Regions from separate parts of the Homo sapiens genome. Here all the other regions are linked to region 3. A link is an interaction called in ENCODE POLR2A ChIA-PET data of the cell type or tissue named here. Cell type or tissue: Panc1. All regions are shown on one strand.

Region 1 (8,000 bases), 630 kb after region 3:
GGCAACACAGCAAGACTCCATCTCAAAAAAATAAAAATAAAAAATAAAACGAATAAAATAAAGCTGATAACAGTCCCTTCCTGAAACTAACCCCCTTCTTGCTCAGGGACTGACTGACACTGCCTTTGTATAACTAATGAAAGACCTCAAGGTTAGAATTGTGGTAGGGGCCTGAATTCTGCTAAGATGAAGGCATAGTTAAACTCTAACAGCCATTGTTTCTTCTAAGATGTGGATATAGTTAAACTCTAACAAGTCATTGTTTTATAACTTGCCTTTTTTTGTAACTGCTTATTACTCAGAAATCATATAGCCAATGGTCACAAGATTTATAACTTCCCCAATTCCCCCATGGACAACATCACTATTGTACAGTCAAAGACTGGTATTTGAGACATTTTCCAGACCTTGCATTCCGTATGGACCAACTGGCGCCACCTGGACCAGCAACTGACACCCAGGAGCTGACTTAGCACAGAAGACAGTTTCGATCCCCTATGATTTCATTCCTGACCCAACCACTCAGCATTCCTCATTCCCTAGTCCCCTGCTTGCCAAACTATCCTTGAAAAACCCTAGCCTCCAAATTCTTGGGGATGTGGATTTGAGAAATATCTCCTGTTCTTCTCACTTGACTGGCCCTGTGATTATTAAACTTTCTCTGCTGTAACTCCTGCTGTTCTTGGTGTCTTGGCTTTTCTGGGCAGCAGGCAAGAAGAACCAGTTGGGTGATTACAGCAAGGATGGATTTCTTGCTCAGTTATGAGATCCTTCTTTGTAGCAGGCCATTATCCCCATTATCAGCCATCCTTGACTGCTTTTGTCCAGAAGCACACCTCGCAACTTGTCTGAAGTGCAACCTACACCCACCCCAGTAGGAATTGCCCTGGGACATGACTGAGCTCTTCAGGCCCACGGCAGTGTCAACTGTGAGTCATGTAAAGGAGAAATGTCAAAGAAAAAAAATGAGACAAAAAATAGAGCCAAGGAAGACTCTGGGGATCTTCCAGGTTGTACAAACCAAAATAGGTTTTTGTTTGTTTGTTTGTTTTTGTTTGTTTATTTGTTTTTTTGAGACAGAGTCTTGCTCTGTCGCCCAGGCAGGAGTGCAGTGGCACAATCTCGGCTCACTGCCAGCTCTGCCTCCCGGGTTCACACCATTCTCCTGCCTCAGCCTCTGGAGTAGCTGGGACTACAGGCACCCGCCACCACGCCTGGCTAATTTTTTTTTTGTATTTTTAGTAGAGACAGGGTTTCACCGTGTTAGCCAGGATGGTCTCGATCTCCTGACCTCGTGATCCGCCCGTCTTGGCCTCCCAAAGTGCTGGGATTACAGGCTTGAGCCACTGCTCCTGGCCCAAAATAGGTTTGGGGGAAGGAAAGAGAGTGAAGGAATTACAAACAGATCCATCAACACCCTCCTTATCCTCAAAGTTTACTGTTTTTGTTTTATTTTGTTTTGTTTTGAGACAGGGTCTTATTCTGTCACCCAGGCCAGAGTGCAGTGGCGTGATCATGGCTCACTACAACCTCAACCTCCCGGGCTCAAGTGATTCTCCCACCTCAGCCTCCCAAGTAGCTGGGACTACAGGGCATCCACCATCATGCCCAGCTGATTTTTTAAAATTTTTTTGTAGAGATGGGGTCTCACAATGTTGCTCAGGCTGGTCTCAAACACTTGGGCTCAAGCAATCCTCCTGTCTTGGCCTCCCAGAGTGCCAGGGTTACAGGCATGAGACACTATCCCTGGCTTACTGTGTTTTAAAGAAGCCAAAGAAGTACTTCAGTGCCCTGACATGATCTTTGCTGACAGTCAGATCTCCAGGCACGTTCAAAGGCGATTTGTCATATAATGATACATCCATTTCAATCCACTGGTCCAGGAGCTGCCTTTGGGGCATTAGGACAGCTGGGCCTCACAAGCCACTTCTGTTCTAGCCCACTCCTCAGGGCAGTTGACAGAACACAATGAGAATGTTCCAGCAAAGAAGTGTATACCTAAAGGTGAGTCACAGGTACTCAAAAGAAAGCAATACTGGTATGCACAAAATGAAAAGCTTCCCGGTAGATATTCCCATACCAGCTTCTTTTTTGCCCCATCCTCTGGCTTCTAACGGCCTCTTGCATCTTTCCTTGGCCAATTCTTTTCTCTCTCCATGTTTATTGTCTCACCTCTCTTCCTCTCAACCCCAGTCCTTATTCTCATCTTCTGCTTCAGATTCCTGTCTTCTTTCTTTCTTTTTTTTTTTTTTTTTTTGAGATGGAGTTTCGCTTTTGTTGGCCAGGTTGGAGTGCAGTGCTGCAATGTTGGCTCACCGCAACCTCTGCCTCCCAGGTTCAAGCGATTCTCCTGCCTCAGTCTCCCAAGTAGCTGGGATTACAGGCATGTGCCACCACGCCCAGCTAATTTTGTATTTTTAGTAGAGATGGGGTTTCTCCATGTTGGCCAGGCTGGTCTCAAACTCCCGACCTCAGGTGGTCTGCCCGCCTCAGCCTCCGAAAGTGCTGGGATTACAGGCTTGAGCCACTGCGCCCGGCCAATTCCTGTCTGTTTTCAAGAAAAAGGATCCATTCCCTTCTTGATCGTCATGTCCATCTTGACTCTTGCATGATCAACACCCTCTGTCCTACCCTGCAATCACCCTACCTCTTCCTCCTCACATTTATTGTCCCTCAGTGACAAATTTCTCCCCTGTTCTTTGCTTTTCAAAAGCAAGAACTAAGACAAATTTTGAGGCCAGGGGCAGTGGCTCATGCTTGTAATTCCAGCACTTTGCGAGGCTGCTGTGAGAGAATCGCTTGAGGCTGAGTTCAAGATCAGCCTGAGCAACAGAGTGAGACCCCGTCTCCACAACAACAACAAAAAAGACAGAACAGCCAGGCGTGATGGCATGCACCTGTGGTCCCAGCTATTCGGGAAGCTAAGATGGGAGGATCACTTGAGCCTGGGGAGGTTGGGGCTGCAGTGAGCCATGATCATGCAACTGAGCTCTAGCCTGGGCGCTCTAGCCTGCCTCCAAAAAAAAAAAAAAAAATTAAACTTCGAGATTATGGAGAGCTTCCTGATTGTTAAATATATCCTCAGACGGGGATGGTGGTGCACTCCAACTCTATGCCGATAGAAGCTCCTGTACTTACAACCCTTCCAGACCTCATCCTATGCACCTCTTCATCTGTTCCCTTGTACCCTTTATATTAAACTGGTAAACATAAGTAAAGTGTCTTCCTGAGTTCTGTGAGCTGTTCTAGAAAATTATCGAACATTATGAGGGAGGCATGCAAACCCCCCGATTTATAGCTGGTTGGTCAACCAAAAGAGTCAAACTCTGTAAAATATTTGAAGAGATTTATTCTGAGCCAAATACGAGTGACCATGACCCATAACACAACCCCAAGAGATCCTGGGAACACATGCCCAAGGTCATTGGGGCACAGCTTGCTTTTATACATTTTAGGGAAACATGAGACATCAACCAACACGTGTAAGATATACACTGGTTTGGTCTGGAAAGGTGGGACAACTGAAAGCAAGGCAGTGGGGTGGAAGGGAGGGGAGGTGGGGATTCCAGGTCATGGATGGATTCAAAGATTTTCTGATTGGCAGTTGGTTGAAAGAGTTTAACTAAAGACCTGGAGTCAATAGAAAGGAGTATCTGAGTTAGGATAAGGGACCAAGTTCTTTTTTTTTTTTTTTTTTTTTTTTTGAGACAGGGTCTCACTCTGTTGCCCACGCTGGAGTGGAGTGGCCCAATCTTGGCTCACTGCAACCTCCGCTTCCTGGGTCCAAGTGATTCTCATGCCTCAGCCTCCCTGTAACTGGGATTACAGGTGCGTGCCACTGCAAGAAATTTTACTATCTATTCTCTCTGAAGCCTGCTACCTGGAGGCTTCATCTCCATAAGAAGAACCTTGGTCTCGGCTGGGTGCAGTGGCTTATGCCTGTTAATCCCAGCACTTTGGGAGGCTGAAGCGGGTGGATCACCTGAGGTCAAGAGTTGGAGACTAGCCTGGTCAACATGGTGAAACCCCGTCTGTACTAAAAATATAAAAATCAGCAGCTGGGAGTGGTGGCTGCCTGTAGTCCCAGCTACTCAGGAGGCTAAGGCAGGAGAATTGCTTGAACCTGGGAGGTGGAGGTTGCAGTGAGCCAAAATCATGCCACTGCACTCCAGCCTGGGCACAGAGTGAGACTCTGTCTCAAAAAAAAAAAAAAGAATTTTATTTTTGGTTTACATTGGTCAGAAGTATGGGAGTCCTGGGACTTGCAACTGGCATCTGAAGTTGGTGGGTGGGGCAGTTTTGAGCCCTTCAGCTGTGGAATCTGCCCTAACTCCAGGTAGTATCAGAATTGAACTGAATTGTTGAATATCCAGTTGGTGGCCAGAGAATCAGAGAACTGGCTGTTGGTGTTGGAAAACATCCCAGGAGTCCTTGAAGTAGGAGAACAGAGAACCAAAAAGAGCATGAGAACCAGAGACAGAGTAAAAAGGATTCAAAGATGAGCTGTTCTGGAGTTTACCCCCTTACACACTCATCACCTATGGACAACCCACCTTTCAATAGACTTGGATCCTTATAGGCTCCCTGAATGGAGGCTGGATGAATTGGACACCTTGTGTGGATAAAGCATGAAAGAACTTCCACGTAAAACAAGATGGAACCAAACAGACACAATTGGAAACATCCCTATGGGCACCAATGGACCTACCTGCACTGTCCCTTAGGTATGGAGTCAGCAAATTCCACTGCAGTATCCCAAGAGTGAACAGGGTTTAGCAGGAGATCCTTTCACAGAGAAGAATCCTTCTAGGAAGTGCCCACTGAAACATCCAGTTAATCTAAGATTTAGGCACTGAGAATGGAGCACAGAAATTTTTTTTTTTTTTTTTTTGAGACAGGACCTCACTCTGAAGCCCATACTGGAGTGTAGTGGTACTTACATGGCTCACTGCAGCCTCAACCTCCTGGGCTCAAGCAATCCTCCCATCTCAGCCTCCTGAGTAGCTGAGACCACAGATATGTACCACCACACCCAATAATTTGTCTGATTTTTAGTAGGGACAGAATCTCACCATGTTACCCAGGCTGGTCTCAAACCCCTGGGCCCAAGCGATCCTCCTGCCTCAGCCTCCCAAAGTGCTGGCCTTATAGGCGTGAGTCACTGTGCCTGGCTGCAAATTCTTATATCAAGACTTCATCCTTCTTTCTGTTTATAAATATCTGGAAGTTCCATGGAGCTATACCAGATGTCAGGAAGGGCCTCATTCAGAGTCTCATCTCTTGTTTTTCATGGTAATTAAAATCTTAAGGTTGGCCGGGCAAGGTGGCTCACACCTGTAATCCCAGCACTTTGGGAGGCTTAGGCAGGCAGATCACAAGGTCAGGGGATCGAGACCATCCTGGCTAACAGGGTGAAACCCCATCTCTACTAAAAATATAAAAAATTAGCCAGGCGTGGTGGCGGGCACCTGTAGTCCTAGCTACTCGGGAGGCTGAGGCAGGAGATTGGCATGAACCTGGGAGGCGGAGCTTGCTGTGAGCCGAGATCGTGCCACTGCACTCCAGCCTGGGCAACAGAGGTCAGGCTGGCTCAAAAAAAAAAAAATTAGCCAGGCGTGGTGGCGGGCACTTGTAATCCCAGTTTCTTGGGAGGCTGAGGCAGGAGAATTGCTTGAACCCAGGAGGCAGAGGTTGCAGTGAGCCAAGATGATGCCATTTCACTCCAGCCTGGGTGAGAGACAGAGACTCTGTCTCAAAAAAAAAAAAAAAAAAAATTAAAGAGAATAGCTTCCTGTTGGTCCCCAGCCCAGAGCCAAGCAGCTCTGTGAGTGACATTAAGCTGGATGAAGATGACATAGCAGAGCAAATGGCAATGCTATCTTCTAACCAGAATTGTCAGTAATTTACCTCCAGCCCTGCCAAAGCCCAGGAGGAGGCTTAATTGAGGAAGGGATATTTGCAGGCCACAAATCAAAATGACATAAATAATTATGAAAAACAGGCTGGGCACAGTGGCTCACGCCTATAATCCCAGAACTTTGGGAGGCTGAGGTGGAGAGATCACTTGAGGTCAGGAGTTCAAGACCAGCCTGGCCAACATGTATTTTTTGTAGAGATGAGGTCTCACTATGTTGCCCAGGTTGATCGCCAAATACTGGCCTCAAGCAATCCACCCACCTCCCACAGCATTGAGATTGTAGGTGAGAGCCCCTGCCCCGGCCTCAAATTTCCCCTTTTCATAAGGACACCTGTCATATTGGAGTAGGGACCCACCTTACTCCAGTATCACCTCATCTTAACTACACCTGCAACAACCCTATTTCCAAATACAGTCAGAGGCACTGGGAGTTGGCACTTCAACATGTGAATCTGGGGGGTGGGGTACCCACACCAGGCTCATAGACAAATAGGTTTCAAAATATGTAGATAATTTTCAATTAATCTGAAGACCGTCAAAGAGAAAAATTCTAACAGCTTTCAGAAACTAAACAACACCAGACTTGTCAGCAGCAACAACAGATGCAAGAAGACAATGGGGTAGTATTTTGTTCAAAGAATAAAAGGAAAACACTTGGAACTTAGAGAATTTTATGTCTAGCAGAACTGTCATTTAAATGTGAGGGTACATAAAGATATTTTCAGATATAAAAAAGTGTCAAAAATTTATCCCGGGCCAGACGTAGTGGCTCAATGCCTGTAATTCCAGCACTTTGGAAAGCCAAGGTGGGCGGATCATGAGGTCAGGAGTTCGTCACCAGCCTGGCCAGCACAGTGAAACCCTGTCTCTACCAAAAATACAAAAAAAAAAAAAAAAAATTAGCCGGGTGTGATGGCAGGTGCCTGCAGTCCCAGCTACTTGGGAGGCTGAGTCAGGAGCATCACTTGTACACGGGAGGTGGAGGTTACAGTGAGCCAAGTTCCCACCACTACACTCCAGCCTGAGCAACACAGTGAGACTCTATCTCAAAAAAAAAAAAAAAGTTTACCCCACAAAAACCTTCAAAAATAATCCTGGAGGAAGTATTACAGCGAGAAGAGAAACAACTTATGAGACACAGCAAATAATAGTGACTACATTTCTATGATAAATAAATAATGCCCCCAAAAGGCATATTTATACAAATCCAAAATCAAAAGTCTAAAAAATATCAATATGGCAGTTTCAGGGCAAAAGGAAGCAGAGGGGAGAATTTATGGGGTAGAATAAACACAAATTAGTCTGAGCATGTTAGGAATAACTACTATAACTTTTTAAAATTTTTTTAAATTAAATAATTTTCAAATCAGAAGTAGAAAATAATCAATGTATTCATGGAAGCAAGGAAAGGAGAAAAAAAGAGAGTATGGTAAATAAAAGACTGAAAAGAGTCCAAAAAAAAAAGTCTTTTGTTGTTGTTGCTGTAGAGATGGGATCTTGATCTGTTGCCCAGGCTGGAGTGCAGTGGCTCAGTCATAGCTCACTGCAAACTTGACCTTCTGGGTTCAAGCAATCCTCTTACCTCAGCTTCCCAAGGTGCTGGGATTACAGGCATGGGCCACTGCACCTAGCCAGGAAAATGCATTTAAACCTGGGCTTTCAAGAATTTCCTTAGGGCTGGCCACGGTGGCTCACACCTATAATCCCAACATTTTGGGAGGCCAAAGTGGGAAGATCAGGAGTTCCAGATCAGCCTGGCCAACATGGTGAAACCTTGTCTCTACTAAAAATACAAAAATTAGCTAGGCGTGGTGGCAGGCTCCTATAATCCCAGCTACTTGGGAGGCCGAGGCAGGAGAATCGCTTGAACCCAGGAGGGAGATCTCGGTTGCAGTGAGCTGAGATTGTGCCACTGCACTCTAGCCTGGGCAAGATAGCGAGACTCCATCTCAAAAAAAAAAATTCCTCATATAAAATCCCAAGGAACATAAGTTGATATTTTAAAAAATCACTAACAGGAAATAAACTACATAAGCAGAAGCAATAAGCCTCAGAATCAGACTCACAAATGGCACAGCCACTG
Region 2 (8,000 bases), 410 kb before region 3:
CACCGCTATGCCTGGCTAATTTTTTTTTTTAATTTTTAGTAGAGAGGGGGTTTCACCACGTTGGCCAGGCGAGTCTTGAACTCTTGACCTCAGGTGATCCACCCACCTCAGCTTCCCAAAGTGCCGGCATTACAGGCGTGAGCCACTGTGCCCAGCCCCATATAATATTCTGTTCCTCCATCTCCTGCTGCGCTGATGCGAGCCATCTCTTTGTAGCATCTCCTGGGGTGCCGGTGCCTGCGTTTCTTCAGGGAATATACCCAGGAGTGCGTAGCCCAGGGCAGAGGGTGGGGTAGCTTCAGATTTAGTGGGCGCTGCCACACAGCCTCCCAAGGTGGTCAAATCTGTGTATCCTCCTAGCGGTGGTGACTGAGGATCTTAGTTGCTCCACCTCCTCACCAACATTTGGTACCGTCAGACTTTTTGGTTGACCTTGGAACATTTTTATTCTTTTTTCCTGCAAAAGTAACACCACTGGTTATCATCGGGCTGAGCCCCTCATGTTATTTTGTCCTCCCCTTGCTCCTGTCCATTCCGACTCTCACCCATTCTGTGGACAGGAGTCAAGTGCTTATTCTTTTTTTTTTTTTTTTTTTTTTTTTTTTTGAGATGGAGCCTTGCTCTGTCACCAGGGCTGGAGTGCAGCAGCGCGATCTCAGCTCACTGCAACCTCCGCTTCCCAGATCCAAGCCATTCTCCTCCCTCACCCCCTCAAGTAGCTGGGATTACAGGCATGTGCCACCACGCACGGCTAATTTTGTATTTTTAGTAGAGACAGGGTTTTACCATGTTGGCCAGGCAGGTCTCAAACTCCTGACTTCAAGGGATCCACCTGCCTCAGCCTCCCAAGGTGCTGGGATTACAGACGTGAGCCACTGCGCCCTGCCCAAGCGTGTATTCTTTGACCAGCTTTGCGCTGGGGCCCAGCGACTGAAGGGTGAACCCAAACAACAGGCAGCCCTCCCCGAGCTCAGTCCAGTGGGAACACAGACCTCGACTGCAGAGCAACAGAAAGATAAGCCGGGCTGGAGGCTCCCGGCCCCCATCTTCCCACAGTGACCCCATTTTGGGAACAGGAACCCCCATCCCTCGTCTTGTTTCGGGATTAGGCTTCTCCAAATCTGGCACCCTATCACCTTGACTCCTCTCTTGCCCCCCCGCCACATCCAAAGTGTCTGGAAAGCCTGTCACTCTACATGACAATGTAACCTGGTGCTGCGGGCTCCTCTTCCTTGTCACTCCCCTTCCTCGTCATCCCCCTTCTTCGTCACCCCCCTTCCTCGCCACCCCCTTCCTGGTCACACCTCTTCCTCGTCACCCTTCTTCCTTGTCACCCCTCTTCCTCGTCACCCCCCTTCCTCATCATCCCCCTTCCTCGTTACCCCCCTTCCTTGTTACCCTTCTTCCTCGTGGCCCCCTAGTTCAAGCCACCCTCATCTCCCTCCTGGACCATTGAGGCGTGCTCCCTGCTCCCTTCTCCCCCACTGTCCCCACAGTTGTCCGCACACAGCCAGAGGTAGCCGTGCACACCTGGTCAGGGCAGGAACCCTCCCCTGGCTCCACCTCTCCCAGCAGAGAAGCTTGCAAGGTCCCAGGCAACCTGGCCACTTTCCTGCCTGCCCTGCTTCCCTCTTCTCCTGCCACCATTCCTGGAACATTCCAGGCAGGTCCTACCCCGGGGCCTTTGTTCTTGCTGCCCCCTGGGCAGGCAGCACCCTCCTTCCTTCTGTTCAGTCAGCCTCTGCTGACAGTGGCCCCCTTGGGGAGATGTTTCTTCCCGACCATGGGTCCCCAGGAGCAGCCCCTGTCACCCTCCCTCTAGCACCTTCCCCCGGTAACCCTCATGATGGTTACTTCCATTATGACATGTGGGTCTGTTGGTTTATTTTGTCTCCCGGCATAACGTAGCCTCAGGGCATGGGGGTAGGGGTAGAACCACAGGGCCTTGCCCTGCCCCTTGCTATGTTCTCAGGGATTGGAGTGTGGTAGTCTCTCAGTAAATGCTGGTTGACTGACTGACTGACTGACTGACTGAACTGTAGTAAGCTGGGCTGCCAGAGCGTCTAATGGGGACCCGCCCTGGGTGGGGCACACCGGGAAGGTTTTCCTGAGGAGGAAATGCCACTTGAAGGATGAACTTGGCCTCGACTAAGGGAGGAGGCTGAGGCAGCTGCCATTGCAGAGGTCTCCCGGCGGGGGAGTGCAGGGGGCCTTTGAGGAATTGAAGGAAGACAGGTAGGTCGGTTCTTGGGTTGGTCTGGATTCCAGTCTTGACAGCTGCTTGGGCCTCTCTCTGCCTCAGTGTCTTCCTCTCTAGAAGGTGGCTGCTTCAGGTGTTCCTGGACATTCCTGAAGTTCTGCTCCTAACACACTTATCCTGGTGCCTGATACATAAATATAAATGTGATTGTTTATTTTTTTCCAACAAATTTGGTGGAGTGCTGACCCGTGTGGCCTCCAGGGATGCGGTGGTGGATAAACAGACCCGGTTGCCGCCCATTTGGAGCCTGGCCTCTGGAGCCATCTGGGGCACCCCTGCTTGGAGGCAGGAGAAGGCCTGGTGTGACCTTGGGCCCGGGGAGTCCTTATTCTAGATCCGGGAAGCTCTTCAGGGTGATGAATAGGAAAGACGAATGGAGGGTTTGTGCGTGCCGGCCCTGTGTCCCGGCCAGTGCTCCCAAGCTGCTGCCTGGGCCTCCCTGAAATCCCAGGAGGTAGCTGCACCCGTGTGACCCATTTCACAGATTGGGAGGTGAGGGGGGCACCAATGCTAAGTCCTTCGCCCATTTTGCAAACTAGAGTAGATCTGGTGGTGTTTCCTCTGTGGTCTGATGTGTTTTTCTGGTAGCCAGTCAGGTGGGGCAGCTTTCAATTTGTTCTTCCAGACTCCTGTGAAGGAAGGGCCAGTTCAGGTCACTTTCCTTTTTTTTTTTTTTTGAGACAGAGTCTCACTCTGTCACCCAGGCTGGAGTGCAGTGGCACGATCTTGGCTCACTACAACCTCCGCCTGCCGGGTTCAAGCGATTCTCCTGCCTCAGCCTCCGGAGTAGCTGGGACTACAGTCGTGCGCCACCATGCCTGGCTAATTTTTTGTGTTTTTAATAGAGATGAGGCTTTGCCGTGTTAGCCAGGATGGTCTCGATCTCCTGACCTTGTGATCCGCCCACCTTGGCCTCCCAAAGTGCTGGGATTACAGGCGGGAGCCACTGTGCCTAGTGTCTTAGCCATTCCTGAGGTTTTTTTTTTTTTTTTGAGACAGGGTCTTGCTCTGTCACCCAAGCTGGAGTGCAGTGGTTCAAGATTGGCTCACTGCAGCCTCCACCTCCTGGGTTCAAGCAATTCTCTTTCCTCAGCCTCAGTAGCTGGGACTGCAGGTACACGCCACCACCCTGGGCTAATGGGCTAATTTTTTTTATTTTTAGTAGAGGTGGGGTTTCACTATGTTGGCCATCCTGTTCTCAAACTTTTTTTTGTTGTTGTATTTTTATAGAGATGGGATTTCACCATGTTGCCCAGGCTAGTCTCAAACTCCTGAGCTCAAGCCAGCTGCCCGCCTCAGCCTTCCAAAGTGCTGGGATTACAGGCATGAGCCACTGTAATGGGCATCCAGCCCATTCTTGACTTTTTGTAATTCCCTTTAAATATTAGACAAGCATGTTGTCAGTGTATGTACGTGTGCTCGTGCGCACACACCTGACACTGAGTCTCCCAATCCATGAACGTGGTATGTCTCTCCATTTGTTTATGTCTTCTCGTTCATACTTTTCCAGCCGACGCCTTGCCCACCTCTTGTGGGGTTTTTCCCAGGGTAGTTCATGATGTGGCAGGGAGTCTGTGCCCTCCACTCCCACAAGATGCCGTGCACCCTGGGTTTAGCCTTGCTGGCTGAGGACCTCATGGCGGTGGCAGGAGGCCACTTCTCCCATTCTCTGCTTCTTCCCTGGTACCGCCCCTGGACCCTGGCGGAGGGCGGGCAGGGTGCCCAGAAAGGAGGCTGTAATTTTCCTGAATGATTTCAAGGGCTAATTAAAGGTTTGCCTTGACTAATCAGCTTACGGTTTAATTATTAGGGAACAGGCTCTGGGATGCGGGAAGCAGCTCAGCTGGGGTCTCCCCACAGCGTGGCAGGAAGGAGCCAGGACCCAGCCCTACTCTGGGGGGCTGGCAGGATATGGGGATACCCCAGCACCCTCCAGTGGGTCAGTGGGGGGTTCTCCATCCCCCACTGAGCTGTGACAGGTGGAGGGCAGCAGGTGTGATGGAGATTACAGCCGATTCCTCCCCTGATTCACATCATCCCCCACAGCCCATGGCTGGCTGGGGAGGGGCTGGCCCTGTCCCTCCAGCAGCTTTGGCAGGGCCCGTCCCTCCCCACTTTCCTGCAGCACCCCAGCCTCGCTGGCCTTTGTGGAGTGCTCGGACTTCATTTATTCTGTGGGTCTTGGCTTAAAGGTCAGCACCTCTGGGAAGCCTCCTCGGGCCTCCCTCCTGTCAGAGCTGGTGATCAGCCGCACGGCCCCTTGCCAGTTCTTGGGATCATGGTTGTTCATCTGCTGCAACTCCTGCAGACACTGAGAAGTACACTGAGGGGGATGCCTGAGCTGGGCCAGTGTCGGGGTACCCAGCGGGATAAAGGGTTCGGGACCTGGGCTCCAAGGAGGGGGCTGGGAAGGGGTGTTCAGGGAGGACTGAGTGATGGCTTGGAGGCGGCTGGACCAGGAACACCTCATGGGAGTTTGCGAATGGGGAGGGGACTCTGGAGATGGCTGTGCCAGGCCTGACTTCATTCCTTGCATTCCTCAGCAGGCCCCAGACTCCTGATGGTCCTAAGTGGGGGAAGGTGAGCCAGAGAGGGCCTTCTGGGTACTGCCCTCCCCCCACTCCATCAGTCTGTCTCAGTCTCTCTTTACACCCTCCCCCATCCAGGTCTCAGGGCTGGATCCATCCTCCTGCCCACTCCCCAATCTCCTTATCCTTTGGCTGCGCCTTAGGGTCACCCGGGGTGGGAGGCACTGCAGGGGCCCAAGCTGGACCATTTGAAGCTGACTGTACAGCTGTGGGGTCTGGGCCTTGGGGTTTTTTAATGCTCCCCTGGCGACTCTGACATGCTTCTGAGCTGGAGTGAGGGCTGCTGGCCTGCAGGAATGGCAACAAATGTGTTTTAGCTTTTGGCATGTTCTGGGTGCTTTTCTAGGCTTCTGACATGGAGGGGTTAAGTCACGGCACGCTACGGGGACATGTGACTGTGATTCCTGTGTTCCAGATAAGGCAACTGAGGCCCAGAGAAGGCCTCGAGCTTGGCGATGGCAGTCTCTGTCACTGTCTTATCTTCCCATTTCTGGTCTGTCCAGATGTCTGTCTGGGCCTTCTCTGTTTCACCTCTGTCTCTCTCCCTGTTTTTCTGCCTCTTATCTCCCTTCCCCACCCCACCCTCCTGCATTTCAGCTTCCCTCCTCCCCTGGCAGAAACTTCCCAGATTTCTGTGTTTTGAGGCAGGATCTGGCTGAAGCCACAGAGGGGAGATGGGTTCTGCAGGCCCAGGACATCCTTCTGAGGGGAAGGATGCTGATGTCACCACGCTGGCCTCCCTAACAGCTCCTGACACGTGGAGTCTGGGGCTGGGGGCAACACACCATCTGACTGACAGTCCAAGGGTGGCTAGGGCTGGCTCTGCAAGTTTGCAGGGAGGACTGTCCCCACGGGTTGACTCTGACATGCCCTGTGACACCAGCCACCTCTACGGTCCCGGGAGTCCTCTACTGCCAGTTAATGTTTCAGCTTTTGTGGGTAGGACTGCCTGTCGGTCAGTAGTTTAATTGCAACAAAGGTTTGTGCTAGAAAGGCGAATATTACATTGCAAGAGCCTTTATTATTTGATGGGACTAGGGGGGACTGATAGCTGATGGTCCCGTATGTCCCCACTCACTGAGGGATGAGGGCTCCCCTTGCCTCCTCTCCCCCTACCCCTCTCCAGCGAAGGGCTCAGGAGTCCAGCTCCACCTGCAGCCTCTCCCTGCTCCGGCACAGCATCCTCTGACCTTGGGCGAGGCCCTGAGCCTCAGATGTTTTTGAGTTCCCACATCTGGAGCAGGAGGATAATGATTCCTGCTGCCTCCCAGGGTTGCTGGGAGGATGAAGTGAGTCTGCTGTGTGATGCTCAGAACAGGGCCACTGTCATTATGCCATTCTGGTTACTAGTACTCTTATTACCATTACACTTATTAGAGAGGCAGGATCCGTGCTTGGATTTAGTAGTTAGGATTCACAGGGTGAGTGATCCATAATTCTTTGCCATTACGATGAGGTCACATTTCCTTTGGTAAAATGTTGAACACCTTTGTATTATGGAAATGTTCACACATACCCAGAAGAATAGTCTCGCGCCCTCCTGGGGTCCCTGTCAGCAGCTCAGCAGGTAGCAGCTGTGGCCAGGCCTTGTCGCCTGTGCCTGCTCCTCACCTCCCTGCTTATTTCAGAGCAAATCCCAAACGTCGTACAGCCAGAAATATTCCACACTTTTCCAGAACAAGCCTGCCTCAGTCTCCTCATGCTTCCCCAGTTGTCTTATAATCCTTTTTTTTTTTTTGAGACAGAGTCTCACTCTGTCACCCAGGCTGGAGTGCAGTGGTGCGATCTTGGCTCACTGCAACCTCCGCCTCCTGGGTTCAAGTGATTCTCCTGCCTCAGCCTCCCGAGTAGCTGGGACTACAGGCGTGTGCCATGATGCCCGGCTAATTTTTGTATTTTTAGTAGAGATGGAGTCTCACCATATTGATCAGGCTGGTCTTGAAGTCCTGACCTCAAGTGATATAACCATCTCAGCCTCCCAAAGTGCTGGAATTATAGGCGTGAGCCACCGTACCCTGCCATAATCCTTTTTCATTTGTTTTTTGTTGTTGTTGTTTGAGACAGAGTCTCACTCTGTCTCCCAGGCTGGAGTGCGGTGGCACGATCTCGGCTCACTGCAACCTCCGCCTCCCAGGTTCAAGCACTTCTCCCTGCCTCAGCCTCCCGAGTAGCTGGGATTACAGGCGCCCGCCACCACGCCTGGCTAAGTTTTGTATTTTTTAGTAGAGACAGAGTTTCCTAGGCTGGTCTCGAACTCCTGACCTCAAGTGATCCACCCGCCTCGGCCTCCCAAAATGTTGGGATTATAGGCGTGAGCCACGGCGCCCGGCCCATTTGTTTGATTTGGGTCTGGACAAGGTCTACACTTTGCATCCGGTTGATAGGCCTCTTTTTTTTGTTTTGTTTTGTTCCCTTTGTTACCCAGGCTGAAGTGCAGTGGAGCGATCAGAGCTCACGTGCAGCCTTGACCTCCCCTGCTCAAGCAATCCTCCCGCCTCAGTCTCCTGAATAGCTGGGACCACAGGTGTGCGCCGTCATGCTCAGATACTGGCATCAGCTCTTTGGCGTGCATGTTGTCGTAGTTTTTCTACAGGCGACCTAGGCCATTTGTCCTGGAGTTTTGCAGTCTGGGGCCAGCTGATACATCCTTGTGGTGTCATTGCACGTGTTCTCTGTCTCTGTGCTTCCTGTAAGTTAGGACTTAGGTCTAGAAGCTCGATCTGATGCAGGTTCAGTTTCTTCTGGCAAGCACGCTTTCTTAGGTGGTTGCTTGGATGAGCATCAGAATTACTTACATGTCTGTATGACTGTCAAGTTCAGTTTTCAAGTAAAAATTAAGTTTTTTTTAAAAAAGCGAGTGGGTTGAGAAGAACACTCTGAAGTCACTCCTAGTAAGGCTGGTACCCAGATCCAGCAGAAGTAGGGTGGGAGGGACCAAAGGACTGAGGCTCGGGTCCCCCCTTCCCCACCCCCCGGGGCCTGGGAGCAATAGGCTGGGTGCCCCGGCTTCAAGTAAACCAGTGGCATTAACATGTGGGCCTCTGGTTCCTGCTTTGCTAGGGCCACAGGCTTCCAGCTGAGAGCTGCTGCCACCCACCCTGGCAACCCCTTCCGCATCGCGTGGTGGTGACACCTTCAGAACAGAGTGGTCT
Region 3 (8,000 bases):
CTTGCCTGCTCTTCAGACCTTCTCTCTTGGGTTGCTTCTTCTAGGAACCCGGCCCTGTGAAAAGCCCAAGCCACAGGGAAGGCCACATCATGCGCTCTTACTTTTCTTCCACCTTATTGGCCACTCTCACCATCATTGCTGCATTTATTCCAGCACTACTCTATGTCAAAAAGCTTTACACACATAAGGTCATCTAATCTTCATCTAATGATCTCTGTTCCACCTATAATCCCTTCTTATATACTTTGTATTGATTTTGCAGAACATGGAAGCATATCTCTAATGGACTTCAAGCTCTAAAGGACATGAAATTGTCTCCATCCTTCTTCTCTTCCCCTTGCTTGGTAGCAGTTGAAGGACACCCAGGATCTCAGCTCAGGGGAAAACAGAAGGTCATACTGGAGTCTGAGAACCCTTAGTATAAACTCTCTAACTCCTGGAAACACTGTTAAGAATTATTGAAAGCGTGGAAATAAGGCTGGTCTGGAACTCCTGACTTCAGGTGATTCGCCTGCCTTGGCCTCCTAAAGTGCTAGGATTACAGGCGTGAACCACTGCGCCTCTCTGGAATTTGACCGTTTATGCTAAGGCATGTTGAGGCAGATTTTAGCCTCAGGTCTTCCAGGCCAATGGACCCCTCGCTTCTAAAAGAGTTCCAGCGTTGGGTTCTGATCATGTCCCAGTTTTTTGTTTTTTTTTTTTTAATAGAGACAGGGTCTTGCTATGTTGTTCAGGCTGGTCTCAAACTCCTGGCTCAAGCGATCTCCCGCCTCAGCCTCTCAAAGTGCTGGGATTACTGGTATGAGCCACTGTACTCAGTTTATGTCCCAGTCTTATTGGTTCCTGGGGGAGGAAATTGTTGGTTCCAGGTGTAGTTAGAGGTCAAAACGTTTTCTATTTTGCATGCTCAGGCTACATGACTTGCAATTTTGGTTCTGTTAAACCTACAAGGTAACTTTATTATTATTATTTTTTGAGATGGAGTTTCACTCTTGTTGCCCAGGCTGGAGTGCAGTGGTGCGATCTCGGCTCACTGCAACCTCCACCTCCTGGGTTCCAGCGATTCTCCTGCCTAGCCTTCCGAGTAGCTGGGATTACAGGCATGCGCCACCACGCCCAACTAATTTTGTATTTTTAGTAGAGTCAGGGGTTTCTCCACATTGGTCAGGCTGGTCTCGAACTCCCAAACGCAGGTGATCTGCCCGCCGCAGCCTCCCAAAGTGCTGGGATTACAGGCGTGAGCCACTGTGCTCGGCCAACATTTTGTTATCAACAGAATAGGCCCAGTTTGGGCTGGTCCCACAGCTACAGCATCCTTTATTCAGTTTATATATCCTCAATTTCTCAAATTTTCTTTGAGCCAGTTTTACCATCTTGCCAGCTCCCTGATAAATGAGTTAAATAAGTCTCTGAACCATGGGTCACATTGTATTTACATGAGAATTTTTTTTAATTTTTAATTTTTTTTTTGAGACAGAGTCTCACTCTGTCACCCAGGCTGGAGTACAGTGGCATGATCTCAGCTCACTGCAACCTCTGCCTCCTGGGTTCAAGTGATTCTCCTGCCTCAGCTTCCCCAGTAGCTCATAGCTCAACCTCCTAAATAGCTGGGATTACAGGGATGTGCCAACACCCCTGGCTAATTTGTGTATTTTTAGTAGAGATGGGGGTTTCACCATGTTGGCCAGGCTGGTCTCGAACTCCTGACCTCAAGTGATCCACCTGCCTCAGCCTCCCAAAGCACTGGGAGTATAGGTGTGAGCCACTGTGCCTGGCCAGCCTTATACATGCTAAAGAACATTACCTGCTTATTATTTCTTTATTTGAAGATAAAATCAACTTAGGCCAATTCATCATTTTTTTTTCTTTTTTGACCCTGAGTCTCGCTCTGTCACCCAGGCTGTAGTGCAGTGGCACTATCTCGGCTCACTACAGCCTCTGCCTCTCAGGTTCAAGTGATTCTCTTGCCTCAGCCTCCTGAGTAGCTAGGATTACAGGCCCCAGCCACCTTGCCCGGCTAATTTTTGTATTTTCAGTAGAGACGGGGTTTCGCCATGTTGGCCAGGCCGGTCTTAAACTCCTGACCTCAGGTGATCCGCCTGCCTTGGTCTCTCAAAAGTGCTGGGATTACAGGCATGTGCCACTGCGTCTGGCTCATCTTTTCTTTTAGTGAAAGAAATAAAATGCAAGAACAGAACTTATCCTAAAGTTAAATCATCCTAGTTCACAAAAGGAGCCTGAAAATGATAGAAGCATAAGGTATAGGAGAAGTCCTTTCCCCTAAGTCACTGCTGCAAACAGATCCTGGAAATAAATATTTGCACATAAACCTCTAAGTAGAGGCCATGATCAGAACCCAACACTGGAACTCTTTTAGAAGCGATGGGTCCATTGGCCTGGAAGACCTTTCCCTGCAGTTTGAAGAGGAATAAATACCACCTCAAATAAGGTGATTTGAAAAGGTGTTAAACAGGCAGGGCGCAGGGGCTCATGCCTGTAATTCTGGCACTTTGGGAGGCTGAGGCAGGAGACTCTTTGAAGCCAGGAATTTGAGACCCACCTGGGCTACACAGCCAGACTCTGTTTCTACAAAAACACACAAAAATTAGCCAGGCATGGTGGTGCACACCTGTGTGGTCTCAGCTACTACATAAGGATGACAAATAAAAGGAATAAGTTGGCTGGGTACGGTGGCTCACACCTGTAATTCCAGCACTTTGAGAGGCTGAGGTGGCAGATTGCTTGAACCCAGGAGTCTGAGACTGGCTTGGGCAAGATAGCAAGACCTTGTCCTTATTATTTAAAAAAATAAATAAAAAAGAAAAGAATTACCTATGGTATTTTTTTTTAATTAGAAAGGCAGCCAACTTCCAGAAGAAAAATAATAAAATAAAATAAAATAAAATAAAAGCCAATTAAATCCCTTGTAGGGGCCAAGGGCTTTGGTCCTCTCAAGGTTGCTGACAAATCAATTTGCAAAGGGCAGATTAATTGGAGAAAAGGCATACAAATTTATTTAACATGTATACACAAGCACTTTCAGATTGAAGACTCAAAGATACAGGAAAAATGGTTCATTTTTACGCTTAGGTTTGAAACCACTTTTGCATGAATGATAACAGTGAGAAAATTATAACAGTGGAAGAGATCTGATCTAACCAATGCCCATCTTGCGATTGTTTTTCTTTTGGTTTTGTTTTCGAGATGATGTCTTGCTGTCTCCTGGTCTGGAGTGCAAAGGCACAATCATGGCTCACTGCAGCCTCAATCTGGCGACACTCCCACCTGAGCCTACCAAGTAGCCAGGACTACAAGTGGGTGCCACCATGCCCGGCTAATTAATTTTTTTTTTTTAGTAGAGATAATCTTGATATGTTTCCCAGGCTGTTTTTGAACTCTTGGCCTTTGGCAATCCTCCCCCAGTCTGCAGTCTGCCTGCTTTGGCCTTTAAGGTGCTAGAATTACAAGTGTGAGCCACTGTGCTCGGCCTCCTCTCCTTTTTTGTGGCTATCTTGACACTGAGTTTTTGCGTAGTCCAGGCCAGTTGTTTTGTATAACATCCCATACTTCTGGGATTGTCTGATTGTTTTTTCTTTTTTTTTTTTTGAGACGGAGTTTTGCTCTTGTTGCCCAAGCTGGAGTGCAATGGCATGATCTCGCTCACTGCAACCTCCACCTCCCAGCTTCAAGCGATTCTCCTGCCTCAGCCTCCCGAGTAGCTGGGATTACAGGCATGCACCACCATGCCTAGCTAATTTTTTGTATTTTTAGTAGAGACGGGGTTTCTCCATGTTGGTCAGGCTGGTCTCAAACTGGCGACCTCAGGTGATCCGCCCGCTTCAGCCTTCCAAAGTGTTGGGATTACAGGCGTAAGCCACGGCGCCTGGCGTCTGATTGCTTCCTTATGATTAAACTGTCCTTTCCCCTAAGTCACTGCTGCAAACAATTTCTGGAAATAAACATTTGCACATAAACCTCTAAGTAGAGGCCAGGACTCAGCCAGGCGCAGTGGCTCACGCCTGTAATCCCAGCAGTTTGGGAGGCCAAGGCAGGTGGATCACTTGAAGTCAGGAGTTTGAGATCAGTCTGGCCAACATGGTGAAACCCTATCTCTATTAAAAGTAGAAAAAAAAATTAGCTGGGCGTGGTGGCACATGCCTGTAATCCCAACTACTCCGGAGGCTGAGGCAGGAGAATTGCTTGAACCCGGGAGGCGGAGGTTGCAGTGAGCCAAGACCGGGCCACTGCACTCCAGCCTGGGTGGCAGAGTGAGATTCCACCTGTCAAAAAAAAAAAAAAAAAAAAAAAAGAGGCCAGGACTCAGAGCATCCTGGTAACGGTTGTGCAGAATCCACACTCCAGCTGGGAACACTGGGGAAAGTGGAGCCCACCGTTTTCTCTCTCCTTACTGTCGGGTCAGGCTTCTGCCCACTAGAGGGCAGCCAAGTCAAAATCTTGATAGAAACAAGTTCTAAAGACTTACCCAGATTTGCTATCTCTTCTGAGATAGTGTTTTTTTTTTCTTTTTTTTTCCTCTTTTTTTTTTGAAATAAGGCCTGGCTCTGTCGCTCAGGCTGGAGTGCAGTGGCACGATCTCGGCTCACGGCAACCTTTGCCTCCTGGGCTCAAGCTATCCCCCTGCCTCAGCCTCACGAATAGCTAGGATTACAAATGCATGCCACCATGCCCGGCTAATTTTTGTAGAGACGGGGTTTCACCATGTTGTCCAGGCTGGTCTTGAACTCCTGGGCTCAAGAGATCCACCTGCCTTGGCCCCCGAAAGTGTTGGGATTACAGGCGTGAGCCATCAGGGGCGGCCTTCTGAGATTGTTAATGTGAAAAATTCTATCGAAGTTGTCTATCAAAGTTGTCATCCACCATTTGTCTCTTATGAGTGTTCTTTTTTTTGAGATGGAGTCTTGCTCTGTCGCCCAGGCTGGAGTGCAATGGTGCGATCTCGGCTCACTACAACCTCCACCTCCCAGGTTCAAGCGATTTTCCTGCCTCAGCCTCACAAGTAGCTGGGATTACAGGCTCTCGCCACCATGCTGGCTAATTTTTGTATTTTCAGTAGAGGTGGGTTTCACTATCTTGGTCAAGCTGGTCTCGAACTCCTGACCTCAGGTGATCCGCCCACCTTTGGCCTCCCAAAGTGCTGGGATTACAGGTGTGAGCCACCGTGCCTGGCCCTTTTGAGTGTTCTTTTGGGACCCTGTCAGAGCAACTTACTAAGTACTTCCTCTATTGTTAACTTGTTGAGTTGATGTCTCCTCTGAAATTTTGTGTATATTTTGAGGAGATGGACTATTTCTAGAGGTCTCTCCAGAACTGAAACTGTGGTTTCCTGTAAGTCTACGAATACTGACTTCTCTTTTTTTTCCCTTTGAGACAAGGTCTTGTTCTGTCACCCAGGCTGGTGCAATCATGTCTCACTGCAGCTTCGACCTCCTGGGCTCCACTGATCCTCCTACCTCCGCCTCCTGAGTAGTTGGGACAATAGGCATATGCCACCATGCCTGGCTAATTTTTTTTGTTTTTGGTATATTTTGTAGAGATGGGGTTTTGCCATGTTGCCCAGGTTCTGACTTTTAATAAATAAGAAATTTGGTCTCTGTATCTTTCTTTTCCCCTTTATACTTCACTGAAGAAAATGAAGGTGGGCTTCTTCATGGGGCTGGGCCAGTAAAATTAGGCTACACTCATATAAGCATTTCCCCAAATCCTCCTAATACCTCTTGTGAAAAAGGGTATCTGCCACATAATACCATCAATTCTGTGACAAATTATTCTAACCCGCTGGTTCTCCATCCTGTCTGCACATTGAAATCACAGGGGAATGACATCTACTGATGCCCCTGTCTCTCTCTCAGAGATTCTGAGTGGGGAGGGAATTTGTGTTGGTGTAAGTGTGTGCCCCACAAGGGAAGGACCTGCCCAACACACCGTGTGCTTTGCCCTCAGCAAGGAGCCACAGCTGCAGGTGGATTTCCACACCGGGATGGATGAGGACTCAGACATCGCTTTCCATTTCCGAGTGCACTTTGGTCATTGTGTGGCCATGAACAGCCATGAGTGGGGGGTCTGGAAGTGTGAGGTGAAATCTGACAATATGCCCTTTGAGGGTGGCCAATCATTTGACCTGCGCATCTGAGTGCTGGACAAGGAGGACCAGGTGAGCACCCCAGGAGCTCCCAGCATGCAGCCTCTGTGGACTCCCAGAGCAGGAGGTAGCTCTCCCTGCCCTGGCCCCACCAGTCCCTCGGGACCCATCTCCCATAACGACTCCTGCCCCAGGCTTTTCATCACAGAGCACCCTCTGCTTGCACTGCCACCCTCAGCTCTTTCCCAAATCTGACCAAGGTCAAGGTTGGTTCACTTGCCATTTCCCCCAAGGTGGAGAATCATTTCCATAGCTGTCATTTCTGCTCATGCTGTTATTTACATTTTCATGTGGCCAAATAGACAAAATACATGTATGAATCAAATTATTTTAGTCAGTCAAAAATTAACTCTTCCTTTCACTCCCGAACCTCACTCCTACTCCCCAGAACAACACTACCAGCTTCTCTGCTCTCCTTCCAGAGATAATCTACCATTAGAGAACCGTATATTTCCTCTTCCTCATTTGTATAATATGCTTTCATTCCTTTTTGTATATATGCCTATACACATATTCATATATACATATATGCATATATGCTTTCATTTCTTTTTAAACAAATGCTGTTATAAATGTCTTTGTACATTACACTTTGGAAACTAGAGTCGATTTATAGTCAAAGAACATATCTTGGAGAATTCATCTATCTATGGTGCTGCTTCATTTTTCTTTTTTTTTTTTTTGAGATGGAGTTTCGCTCTTGTTGCTCAGGCTGGAGTGCAATGGCGCAATCTCAGCTCACTGCAACCTCCACCTCACAGGTCCAAGCGATTCTCCTGCCTCAGCCTCCCAAGTAGCTGGGATTAAAGAGATGCACCACCACGCCTGGTTAATTTTTTGTATTTTTAGTATAGATGGGGTTTCTCCATGTTGGTCTGGCTGGTCTCGAACTCCTGACCTTAGGTAATCTGCCCGCCTTGGCCTCCCAAAGTGCTGGCATTACAGGCATGAGCCACTGCGCTTGGCCTGCTGCTTCATTTTTTAAAGATTGCATAATATGCCAGTAGAAGGATGATCCAAAATGATTGAACTTGACCGTTTTGATGGTTACTGCGTGGTTTTTAGTATTTTGCTCTCACAAAGGGTGCTGTATTAAGCTTTCTAATCAACTCTTTTGTAATTATCAACCTACCAATACTTACATTGGAGGATACTTGCAAAGACATAAAATAATTGGTTGAAAATTGTGTGAAAAATCTTAAAATTTCATAAATTAATACCTTTAAGATGACTTTCTTCATAGCTACAGCAATACAGATTATATTGAAATTTTCTCACCTTCTCTAACGGGTAGGCCAAAAGGTGAACATTTTATTCAGCTCTAAGTGAGGCATCTGTTCATATGCCTACTATAGGCTGCTAAAATAATATCCTATGTTTTGCAACATCTGTCCTGTTCCTCCTCTCTAAGAACACTTGGGTTTCATTCTTGGCCACCTCCAGCCCAGATCTGGGCTACTCCAAAGAGAAACTGGGCCATCAGCAGTGAATGGGAGTCACAGTTGGTGGAACTTAAAAGTACCCATTCAATAAACATTGTCAAGCACTAACCTCGTGGCAGGCCCTGTGCAAGATGCAGGAATTCAAGGTCAAGAGACACAATCCCTGGCCATGGGGATCTTCCAGGCTAGAGGGGAGATCCAGCAAACAGGGACCACGTGACATAGAGGGGTAGAGCCTCACTGGAAGAATGAGAGGAAACATTGAAAATGCAGTGAGCAACTGTCTCAGATAGCCACAAAATGTAGTCTGTAAACAGAAGTGAGTCTGCCGGGTTTTGATGTATAATTAGGAGTTTTCTGGGTGGGTGTTGTAGGTACTAGGGCAGAGTAGAGAGGAG

What was found. Peaks named below come from ENCODE experiments on the same cell type or tissue, not always from the same donor. Only the 100,000 strongest peaks of a DNase experiment are listed, where the experiment ranks them.
Region 1: POLR2A ChIA-PET joins it to region 3 with 10 read pairs; 1 of 35 experiments calls an interaction of 5 or more read pairs at or near these places.
Region 2: POLR2A ChIA-PET joins it to region 3 with 5 read pairs; 2 of 35 experiments call an interaction of 5 or more read pairs at or near these places.

What each region holds. Positions count from the first base shown.
Region 1 is chr19:40,177,003-40,185,002 of GRCh38, forward strand. No RefSeq gene overlaps it. Among named protein-coding and RNA genes, the nearest start is that of MAP3K10, 10 kb to the right of the region's middle. In Panc1, no CTCF peak of the experiment used is centred here; DNase peaks (open chromatin) are centred at 873 and 1,915; H3K27me3 peaks cover 1,291 bases.
Region 2 is chr19:39,134,748-39,142,747 of GRCh38, forward strand. The region is part of intron 1 of PAK4 (p21 (RAC1) activated kinase 4); the gene reads left to right. It overlaps PAK4-AS1 (PAK4 antisense RNA 1), which reads right to left and starts at 1,816. Exons shown (of 2, transcript XR_007067254.1): 1 at 1,675-1,816; 2 at 1-457. RefSeq lists enhancers at 394-1,139, 4,290-4,879. In Panc1, no CTCF peak of the experiment used is centred here; no DNase peak of the experiment used is centred here.
Region 3 is chr19:39,547,185-39,555,184 of GRCh38, forward strand. It overlaps LOC105372399 (a long non-coding RNA gene), which reads left to right and starts at 273. Exons shown (of 3, transcript XR_935966.3): 1 at 273-392; 2 at 5,962-6,172. RefSeq lists an enhancer at 5,434-5,523. In Panc1, no CTCF peak of the experiment used is centred here; a DNase peak (open chromatin) is centred at 4,467; H3K27me3 peaks cover 2,393 bases.